3 separate regions of the Mus musculus genome follow, and all the other regions are linked to region 1. The links are chromatin contacts, found by POLR2A ChIA-PET in ENCODE. All regions are on one chromosome and are shown on one strand. Each heading gives the region's core, a stretch centred on a gene start or an enhancer-like site at or near the end of the contact. The rest is flanking DNA. Distances are from core to core; before and after follow the strand shown. Region 1 holds the start of Pip5k1c (phosphatidylinositol-4-phosphate 5-kinase, type 1 gamma). Region 2 holds the start of Eef2 (eukaryotic translation elongation factor 2). Region 3 holds the start of Fzr1 (fizzy and cell division cycle 20 related 1).

Region 1 (3,233 bases), core at 415-2,914:
TCAGTCGCAAGGTGCTCTCACGTGGCCAGACAGGCCTTAACCCCTGAGTACCCAGAGAGGCCTAGCTAGCCCTGCACCCCACAGCATCTACACCACAGAGTAGGTGCTCACAAAACACTGAGCATCCTACGGGATGAATGGGCTGTGCCTCGCGCTGCAACTTACCCGCTGTCAAGCTTCCAGCTTTCATCACAAGGGGGGACACTGGAATAATCAAAACTCTCATGGAGCCACAGCCCAGCTCATTACTATGGGATTCTAGGCGGGAACTCCACCCCTGACTACGTCCCCAGCCCCCTCACTGGGGAATTGTAGGCCATACCACACCTTTTAGCCACACCCAAGATCATTATCTACTCTATTGGCATTGACTTCCCTGTCTGTACACCTGACCCCTTGTGACTTTCCAGTTTCAGACTTTATTTTTGGTTTTTTGGTTTTTTTTTTTTTTTTGAACTTTGCTTCCTCTTAATTCGAGCACTCCTGACCTAGTTCCTTCCTGTGATGCCCAAAGAGATCTCAGCTTTTATCAGGTGTCCATATCGCTGGAGGAGTTGGTGACCCCATCTTAGTTCCTGCGGCAAGAAGACTTCAGATTCAGGCTTCTAACCCGCTTTCAGAAGGTGCTGTTACTGGGCTCCAGTGACCACACTTTGGAAGCCCAGGCTTAAGTCAAGTTCTGTCCACACCACACACCAAAGCGCTCTTTCTGATGCAATTGTCTTAACGGATGGTCCACGCCTGTCCTAGCAAGGAGGAAGCTCAGACTGGAGTGTCTGTCTCAAAAACACAACAAACAATATATATTACATACATCTTATTATTTTGCAATATGACATATGCTTATTTTTATTGATAACTTATGTTGTAAAGCGATAAAATGACAGTAGTAAAATACACTTCTAATATATGTAATAAATTTCTTTAACGCCCACACTCCTATAGCCCAGGTTGGTCTCTTTAAATCAATATATAGCTGAGGATAACTCAGACCCAGCACTGGGGAGGCAGAGGCAGGAGGATTTCTGAGTTCTTGGATCTCGTAGACTAGGCTGGCCTCAAACTTGGAGATGCACCTGCCTCTGCCTCCAGAGTGCTGGGATTAAAGCTGTGTGCCACCACTGCCCAGTTGTGGGTTTTTTGTTGGTTTTAGTTTTGGGGTTTTGTTTTTTCAAAGATAGGGTCCCACCTATGTAGCCCTGGCTAGGCTGGAACTTGCTATGTAGACCAGGCTAGTCTTAGATTAGCTTGCCTCTGCCTCCGTGTAGTGTCCGCCTAGGGTGCCCCTGAGCCTCATGTCTAGGCTCTGCCCCTTGATATCCGATTGGCTGTAGTAGACTCTAGACCACGCCCCATCTCGGTCCCCTGCAGACGCTCTGGTTTGTTTGAGCTGGTCTGTTCATCCCTCTATGGACGCTTGGAGGCGCTGGTGAGTCGTACTTCACTTTAGCTCCACCCCTGCTACCTAATTGGTCAGGTTCCTCACTTTGCTGAGGCCCCGCCTTCCGCCCCCATACCGCACGTGAACACGTTTCTTCCTGCACCGGACGCCGGAGGGCGCTCGCAACTCCCTTGAGTGTGTGCCGCCCTAAGCCCAGTCCTTATATCCAATTGGTTAGGAGCTTCGCGTCGACGCCAGGCTCCGCCCGGGCCCCGCCCCCTCCCTCCGCCCTGTAGTGCAGGCGGCGCTTGTTGTTCAGCGGCGGCGGCCGAGCTCGGGTGCATCCTCGGGCCCGCCGCCGCCGCCGGAGCGTTCGGCCATGGAGCTAGAGGTGCCGGACGAGGCGGAGAGCGCCGAAGCGGGGGCCGTGACGGCGGAAGCGGCCTGGTCTGCGGAGAGTGGGGCGGCGGCAGGTAATGCGATCCCCCTGGTCGTTGCGATGGGCTCGCCCCTCTCCCCCGCCGTGGCGCGTGGTCTCGACCGCCTGCTTCGCGCTGCGGTGCGGCCTGCCGGGCTGATCCATTCTCAAGCGCGGCACGGGGGTTCACGCGCTCTCCCATTGCGTGTGCGGGGGAGGGGGCATCAGCGTTCCGGCCGGGGAGGCTGCACCGCCCCACCCGGGGATGCGGGGCTTGCAGCGCTCGGCCCATTTTAGGGTCCTTGGGTGACACGGTGGAGCTGCAGGCGGGCGTGGGTGCGGCTCTTTATCCTGGCAGCGTGTGCATGCAGCGAGCCTCTTTTAGATGCATGCGGTAGCAGTGAAGCGGTCCTCCGGTTTGGAGATAGAGGGAACCCGTTTTCTTGCTGCAGGGGATAGAGACAAGCAAGTCATATCTGCCCCTTTGAGTGTGTGGCGAGTGGCTTCTCCACAGTGTGTGGGAATGCTGGAGCACCCTCATTCTAATGGGGGACCCCACTTGCGGACACTGCCTGGCAAAGAAGGGCGAGTGTGTCCTCCATGCGACCCCCTTTGCTGGGCTGTCAATCTTGCAACTGTCACCTTCTGGTCCCTCCCTGCTACACATCACTGATCACCGATATGTTGGCCTCAGTTTACCTCCCTCTAAAATTCGGGCTGGGGAAGGATAAAGGAATGATGTTGAGGTGTCTTCTCTGTCCTGGCTGGGTGAGCAGATGACCCGTCAATCCCCCAACCTCCCAGTCCCTTCTCCCTGGACCCTGTGGGGCCACCCAGCTTCCTGGTGTCCCCTTCCTTGTCAAGAGCAGCATCTCTGGGTTTGCAGTCTGTATGCAGGGCGGTCGGGATGCACAGCTGAAAGAGAACAGAACACTCCCTTCTCCATGGAGGTCACAGGAACTTTCTGGATTCACAGAACTCTAGGCTCCCTCAGTAGTGCTCTGTGGCTGACAGCTGAGTTAGGTCTCTGTGGGCTCACTTAGGCTTCCAAGGTTCTCCCTCGCTGTCCTCATGGAAGACCAGGAGGGAAGGAGGAGCCAGGGAGCCAGGGGTCTTCAACCCCAGGCGCTCAGCTTTTTTTTTCTATGCCATTGGGAACCTGGTAGCTAACCTGCTTCTAGCCTCCAGCCACCTGCCCTTCTGGGCTTGTCACCTGGTGTCCCATGCCATGCTGGAGAAATTGTGCAGGGGACAGCAGGGCCCTTAGTGGCCATAAACCTGATTGCTCCGGGCACTCAGTTCCCACGACAGAGTCCACAAACATTGTCCCTGTATGGAGCCTTTCGTCACAGGGGGGGGTAGGGGGGCCGACAAACTAGCTGGAGCAGACAGGGTCTGTCACCGAACTCTGGACAAACCTGTGCCTGACTGACC
Region 2 (3,233 bases), core at 307-2,806, 120 kb before region 1:
GGGGTGGGGTGGGGTCGTCTGCACGAGTTGAACGCAGAAACAATGAGCATCTATTGTGTGCAGAAGGCTGCGCACCCAGGGTCAGGCGGGGACAGCCATGCTCACGGTCCTGCGATGCCTCCTGCTGGACACACGCGGCACTGTCAGCATCGAGGGCTCTCTTGAAAAACACACTTTCTCTTTGCTTTGTTCAGATAGTGGCTGGAGCCAAGGCTACGAGTTATGGGCTACTGAATGAAACCTTGTCTAAATGTGCAAAAATTTAGGAGACAAGTGACAAAATCCAAGAAAGGACAGGTTTGGCAATGTTTTGTTTTTGAAACAAGGTCTCCTGTAGCCCAGGATGTCATTAGAATTCACTGTGTAAGTTAAGGAAGGATGGCCTTGAATTCCTGATCTCCCTGCAGAGATCAGACCCTGCCTCCATCTGCCAAGTCCTGGAATGACAGCTGGCTGCCACCCGCCTAGCTCCACGTGCTGATCTATCTATCTTTTTTGTTGTTTTTTTGTTTTGTTTCGTTTTTTTTTTTTTTTTTTTTTTTTTTTTTTTTTTTTTTGAGACAGGGTTTCTCTGTGTAGCCCTGGCTGTCCTGGAACTCACTCTGTAGACCAGCCTGGCCTCGAACTCAGAAATTGGCCTGCCTCTGTCTCTGCTGGGATTAAAGGCATGCACCACCAACGCCCCGCCTTTTTGTTTGTTTTTAAGATAGGGTTTCTTGATTTAGCCTTGTCTGTCATGGAACTCACTCTGTAGACCAGGTTAGCCTTGAACAAAGATCTCCTGTCTTTGCCTTCTAAATGCTGGGATTAAAGGCGTGCACCACTACTGTCTGCCTTTTGTTTTGGTTTTATCATAATTGTTGCATTTTTGCCCGCAGGAGGATCAGGAATTCAAGGACAACCTCTACAGCCAACCCAGTTGAGGGCCAGCCTGTTCTATCGAGATCCTGTCTCCGGACAAAAAAAGTTTCATGAGAGCGTGGTGTGTTGGCACAGTCTTTTAGTCCGAGCACTGACGCAGTAGATTAAGGCAGATCTTCATGATTTGGTGCGGTCCTGGGCTGCATCCAAAGACCTTGTTTCCAAAACAAACAAACGAAAAAGTGTAATAAAAATACAAGCAAGGTTTTGCAGAAATAAATCTGTGGCCTCAAGGGTCCCTTTCTCCAGCTTTTCCCAGAGGTGTCAAATTACATAACAGTCTCAAACCCAGGAAATTGAACTTTGGCACAACCCACTGACCGGTCCGAATTTCAAAGTCTTTTTCCTATTGACCTACAAGGTTTTCAAGAATCATGTTGTAAGCAACTGTGTTCTGAGGAATCTATGTTTAAAAACCCATCCGTGGATCTTGGCCCAGGGTCCAGAGACTGAGCTAGCCACGCCCCGGCCGCGCCGCAGCCACTCCCACGGCAGTTCAAGTGTTAAGTCCCAAAGACCGCGCTCTGTGCATGCGCAGACCCGTCCACAGCTGGCTCCTAGCCAACCCGGCCGGACGAGCACCCGGCGCCGTCACGTGACGCACCCAACCGGCGTCGACCTATAAAAGGCCGGGCGTTGACGTCAGCGGTCTCTTCCGCCGCAGCCGCCGCCATCGTCGGCGCGCTTCCCTGTTCACCTCTGACTCTGAGAATCCGTCGCCATCCGCCACCATGGTGAGTCTCCTCGGCTCCGCTAGACTCGGGGACCGAGACGAATCTCTGGGGCAGCGGGACGTGGCTGTAGCGGGACGCTGAGAGGGACGGGAGGAAGAGACATGGCTGCCCTGGCCCGGGCGGCAGGACGTGGTCGGGCCGCGGCGCCATATCTGCGCGTCCCTGAGGGCCTTGGGAGTGTCAACTGCCGAGGTCGGGGTGTTTTCTTGAAGTCCTTCAACTCCCCGCGGCCGCCGGGGTGACTGCGGGAGGGGTTGTGCTTGGTGATGTGGCAGCGGGCAAAGCGCCGTCCCCGCGCCCCTGGTGACGGGCGGAGGGTGTCCTCGGGAGGTGACAGCCTGTAGGGCTGGCTTCCTTGGACACCTCCAGTGGGCTGAACGCCTTCCGGGCCCTTTCCGGTAGCCCCCGTCTCTGTTTTCTATCTGAGTTCACACGTGAGCACCGGTCCCCATAATCTAAGAAAGTGGCTCACTGGGCCTAGTGGCGCATTGTGGCCTTTGATCCGGGCTTTGACCTTGGCGCACAGCACCCAGTGGTTTGGGGAAGAGGTGTGTGTAGCAGAGGAGGTTTTTTCGTGCTTTGGTCCCAATCAATCCGGCATCTTTGCAGTGCCGAGGTGGCCGTGCACCTTGGCTTTGAATTCTTGTGCTGAGGTTATGTGACTTGAGCCTCAAGATAGGGTCTTCTAGCACAGGCTTGCTCTTAAGTGTCGCAGTTGTCGGTTTCGGCGTTTGTTTAGAGCTGTGGACACATCTGTGAACTTTTGATGCTTATTTCAGAGGTCCTGGGTTGTACGTTTGAGTCACACTGTGAGCTCAGCTCCAATCTTGGGCCGACATCTGGTTCCTGCCCCTGCTGTGGGGTGCTATTGACCCACCGATGCCTGCCAAGTTGGGTTCCCAGAATCAGCCTGGCTGCCCATCCCCCCACCACAGGTGAACTTCACAGTAGATCAGATCCGTGCCATCATGGACAAGAAAGCCAACATCCGGAACATGTCAGTCATCGCCCATGTGGACCACGGCAAGTCCACGCTGACCGACTCCCTTGTGTGCAAGGCTGGCATCATTGCCTCTGCCCGAGCTGGGGAGACGCGCTTCACTGACACTCGCAAGGATGAGCAGGAGCGCTGCATCACAATCAAATCCACGTGAGTGAGGGGACAGCCCCGAGGGGTTGTGCTCTGGGTGTCACTCGGGTGTGTTTGCTGCCAGTGGACAAATAGTGGCGTGTTTAGGGTCCTCTCTGTGACATGCTTGTGTGTGCTGCCTAGCCTGCCTTGGTCAGATGCTGAATGGACTGTTGACCTCTTCCTCTCCGTAGCGCCATCTCCCTCTTCTACGAGCTCTCTGAGAACGACCTGAACTTCATTAAGCAGAGCAAGGATGGCTCGGGCTTCCTCATCAACCTCATCGACTCTCCAGGCCATGTGGACTTCTCTTCAGAGGTGACAGCTGCCTTGCGTGTCACCGATGGAGCTCTGGTGGTGGTGGACTGTGTGTCTGGTAAGCCTTGGGTGGGAGCTGTAACAGACAGTTGCTGGTGTTTTCATGGCCCAGTACCACATTTTTGGGGGTG
Region 3 (3,233 bases), core at 383-2,882, 85 kb after region 1:
CCTGGCTCATTGGTGACCTCTCTCTTCTAAGCATGTGCAAAGGCCTTAGGTTTCATGCCCAGAACCAGGAAATAAACCACACCAAGACTCCTCCAGTGCACACTTAGCTCCTGACCCTCTATCCGAAGGAAGCAAAGAGACCCTTGAACCACAAAACATGGGCTAAACTCCTCAAGTACCAAATCCACACTTGAGAACTCCATTAATCTTTACAACACATGCCATCCCAGCCCCATGAGAGCTAGAGCCACCAACTCCCTTTCTTTCTAAGCCCTGATCCCGAGAGCCAGAGGTGGTGTCTGTTCTGGGTGAATCTTCACTGGGGAATCACCCTCATTCAAACAGCAGGAAGGAGCTAGGACTGGGACTCAGCAGCCAGAGGAATGAGGTCATCTCTCAGACAGGACGGGTAGGGGGCGTGCTTCCCACCAGGTGTTCTCAACAAGGAGTGCATCCCACCAGGTGCTCTCAATTAGCAGAGAATTTAGGGGAGCGGGGTAGGAAGGTAATGCCTATACAGAGGTTGGTGTCAGGCTTACAGCTGGAGACAAGTGAAGTTGGTGGGGTGATTTAAGGGCTTTGTAGGGGACAATGGCTTTGGATCAGGGATAGAGGATGGAAGGACCTGGACTTGCATTTGAAGACACAGAGTGGAGGTTCAGATCTGAGAGGGTACGTGGTGGATTTGGGGACACAGAATGTCTGTGGTTTCTGGCCATGTCTCCCCTGAGATGAGACACCTGGTTGTTGGCTGAACCACTGGGTGTTTACGGCAAATTTAGTTCACAATCCTTCCCACCTGGGGAATGCCAGATTTGAGACTCCTGGACTCTGGAGGTTGACTCAGATCCCAGTTTGGATGTAGGGAGCATCTGAGGCAGGGGGATTTACATTTGGAAGTCAACAGGGTGCAGATGAATGGTTTGCAGTTGAGTCTTGAGTGATCAGCATGAGACAGAATGCTCTAAATTTAAGGGAACATAGCTCAAAAGAATACAGAGTGTTGGTGACAGGGCGAGGTCATTGGGGACAGACCGTCTGAGATCTGACTCAGGACCTCACCTGAATTGGGTGGTTTTGGTGGAAGTAGTAAAGGGTGACCTGAATTTGGGGGCGCAAGGAGCCTGACCTAGGGTTCTGAGCTGCAACATGTGGAATGCCTGGATTTGGACATTAGCCGTGCTCTGAACAAGGCTCTGGGCGATGATTGCTGTGATGGACAGAGCGAGGTCAAGGCGAGGTTGCCGGGTGAGGGGACTCAGGGTTGGGGTGACTCAGGGCCTCATCTGGGAAGCTGGTTTGCATTCTGGGGTTCGGGGGAACAAGACGGGTGGTGCCCTGGATTCGAGGGGAGCAACTATCAGAGCAGAGCTCTGGGGATGGAGGACTCTGACAGACTCAGAGAGCTGGCGGGGTCGGGGCCGGTACTGGAGGTCGCTGGGATGTGGGGTTCAGGATCAGGCCGCACTGGAGCCCCAGAGAAGGAAGGGGTCGGCTGGGGGGGCGGGTCCCCGAGTCACCCGTGTCCTCACCTGCCTCGCTCCGGTCGCCAGCCGGCACCCGCCGGTTCCCGCCGGTCCCAGGAACACGCCGCGCCTGTTCGAGGCCCCGCCGTTGCGACAGGCCCCGCCGCCGCTGCTCACGGGAATCCCCCGGCCTCCGCGGTAGCTAATATGGCGGAACTCAGTGGCAACCCGACTCCCTCCCCCAATCTGTCCCGCAGGCCGCGCGCGCGCCCGCGACCGGCCCCGCCGCCCAGCGCATCACCGCGCCTAGGCCACGCCCCCTAGGTCCTCCCCCCCAACGCCGCCAAGGTTTTCCGTGGGCAAGCCACGCCCTCAGCCACGCTCACGGCCCACACGCACGGATCTCTCCGCCAACCCCCTGTGGCCTGTGCTGAAGCCACGCCCCTCGAGTTACCAACGCCTCTCCTAGGCCACGCCCCCACACCGCCTCTTTCCCTGTCCCTTGCGGGCACGCCCCCTAGACACTCCCACTCTGTGCCGTGCTCGCGTCCACCCCAAACAGCTGCGCCTGCGCGCCCCAGCGCGGAGCAGCTCGGGAGTATGGGACGTCCTTCAGGATTTAAATCAATACAGGAAGCGAGACGGCACTTGTTGCCCGGGGCAACCGTGTTGGGATGAGCAGTCGGGGAAGACCACGGCTGAATGGGGGGGGGGGACGACTAGAACAGGAGTAACTAGGCGCGGAGGAAGGCGTGGCTCCTGTTTGTGGAAGAAGTGGGGCGCTTCCCCCTGAAGCTATGATTCACTCAACAGTTAAGTGACTACCCCACGGATGGCGCTCGGCGCGCGGACGCTGCTGGTTACTCACTGTGCGTTTATTGTTTTCAATTTTCGAGCTACCTTTTTCTCTCTAGCCAGGCTAGCCTCGAGCTGGAAGCAATTCTCCAGCCTCAACTTCTGCATTGTTAGAACGACTGTTAGACACCTGCCCCCCCAAAATATTTATCGTGTCCCTGAGTACTCACTCCCAGAAGCCCCAAGTGATGACAGCTGGAAATAAACCTCAAGAGGGTCCAGGTTCAAAACCATACATGTTGGGCCCATCACAATGGCTCAAAAGGTAGGGTGATTGCAGCTAAGCCAGCTGGAGCCCACCTTATACCCAGGATCACTTGGTAGAGGGCGAGAACCAACTCCTGCAAGGTGTAACTCTGACCATCCCATGGGCACACCTGTGCCAGCCCCTGGGTAAATGACACTAAACAAATTAAGAACACAGACTGTTCTTCCAAGAGGTCCTGAGTTCAATTCCCACATGGTGGCTCACAACCATCTGTAATGGGATCCGATGTCCTCTTCTGGTGTGTCTGAAGATAGCGACAGTGTACTTACATAAAACACGTAAATAAATCTTAAAAAACAAAACAAAACACCAAAAAAAAAAAAAAACCCAAATAGGGTTGGGTTTTGTTGTGTTGTTTGGCCTTCTGTTTGGTTTTTCGAGTTAGGGTCTCTTAGTGTAGCCCTGGCTGTCCTGGAACTTGCTGTGCAGACCAGGCTGGCATCAAACTCAGAGATCTGTCTGCCTTTACCTCCCAAGAGCTGGGATCAAAAGCATGCACCATCAATTACAGGCACAAGTAGAACTATTTAAAAAATTAAATGCACATAGGGCAAAGGATGAGCCTCGGGCTGAGTGAGCTCAGTGGACATAGTGGGAAGGGGTTGTGCAAAGGACTTCTGGTGTTCAACACATGCTGCTATCTC

What was found. ChIA-PET counts read pairs that join two places held with the same protein, here RNA polymerase II (POLR2A).
Region 2: POLR2A ChIA-PET joins it to region 1 with 17 read pairs in embryonic stem cell. The contact joins the promoter of Eef2 here to the promoter of Pip5k1c in region 1. POLR2A ChIA-PET finds 5 or more read pairs at or near these places in 4 of 5 experiments (Patski and embryonic stem cell).
Region 3: POLR2A ChIA-PET joins it to region 1 with 29 read pairs in Patski. The contact joins the promoter of Fzr1 here to the promoter of Pip5k1c in region 1. POLR2A ChIA-PET finds 5 or more read pairs at or near these places in 4 of 5 experiments (Patski and embryonic stem cell).

Annotation. Positions count from the first base shown.
Region 1 is chr10:81,291,299-81,294,531 of GRCm38, forward strand. Pip5k1c (phosphatidylinositol-4-phosphate 5-kinase, type 1 gamma) reads left to right here and starts at 1,665. Exons shown (of 18, transcript NM_008844.3): 1 at 1,665-1,854. The coding sequence starts at 1,761. It also overlaps a transcript of Tjp3 not described here.
Region 2 is chr10:81,175,075-81,178,307 of GRCm38, forward strand. It overlaps Eef2 (eukaryotic translation elongation factor 2), which reads left to right and starts at 1,557. Exons shown (of 14, transcript NM_007907.2): 1 at 1,557-1,655; 2 at 2,591-2,805; 3 at 2,979-3,160. The coding sequence starts at 1,653.
Region 3 is chr10:81,376,738-81,379,970 of GRCm38, forward strand. Fzr1 (fizzy and cell division cycle 20 related 1) reads right to left here and starts at 1,633. Exons shown (of 14, transcript NM_019757.1): 1 at 1,533-1,633.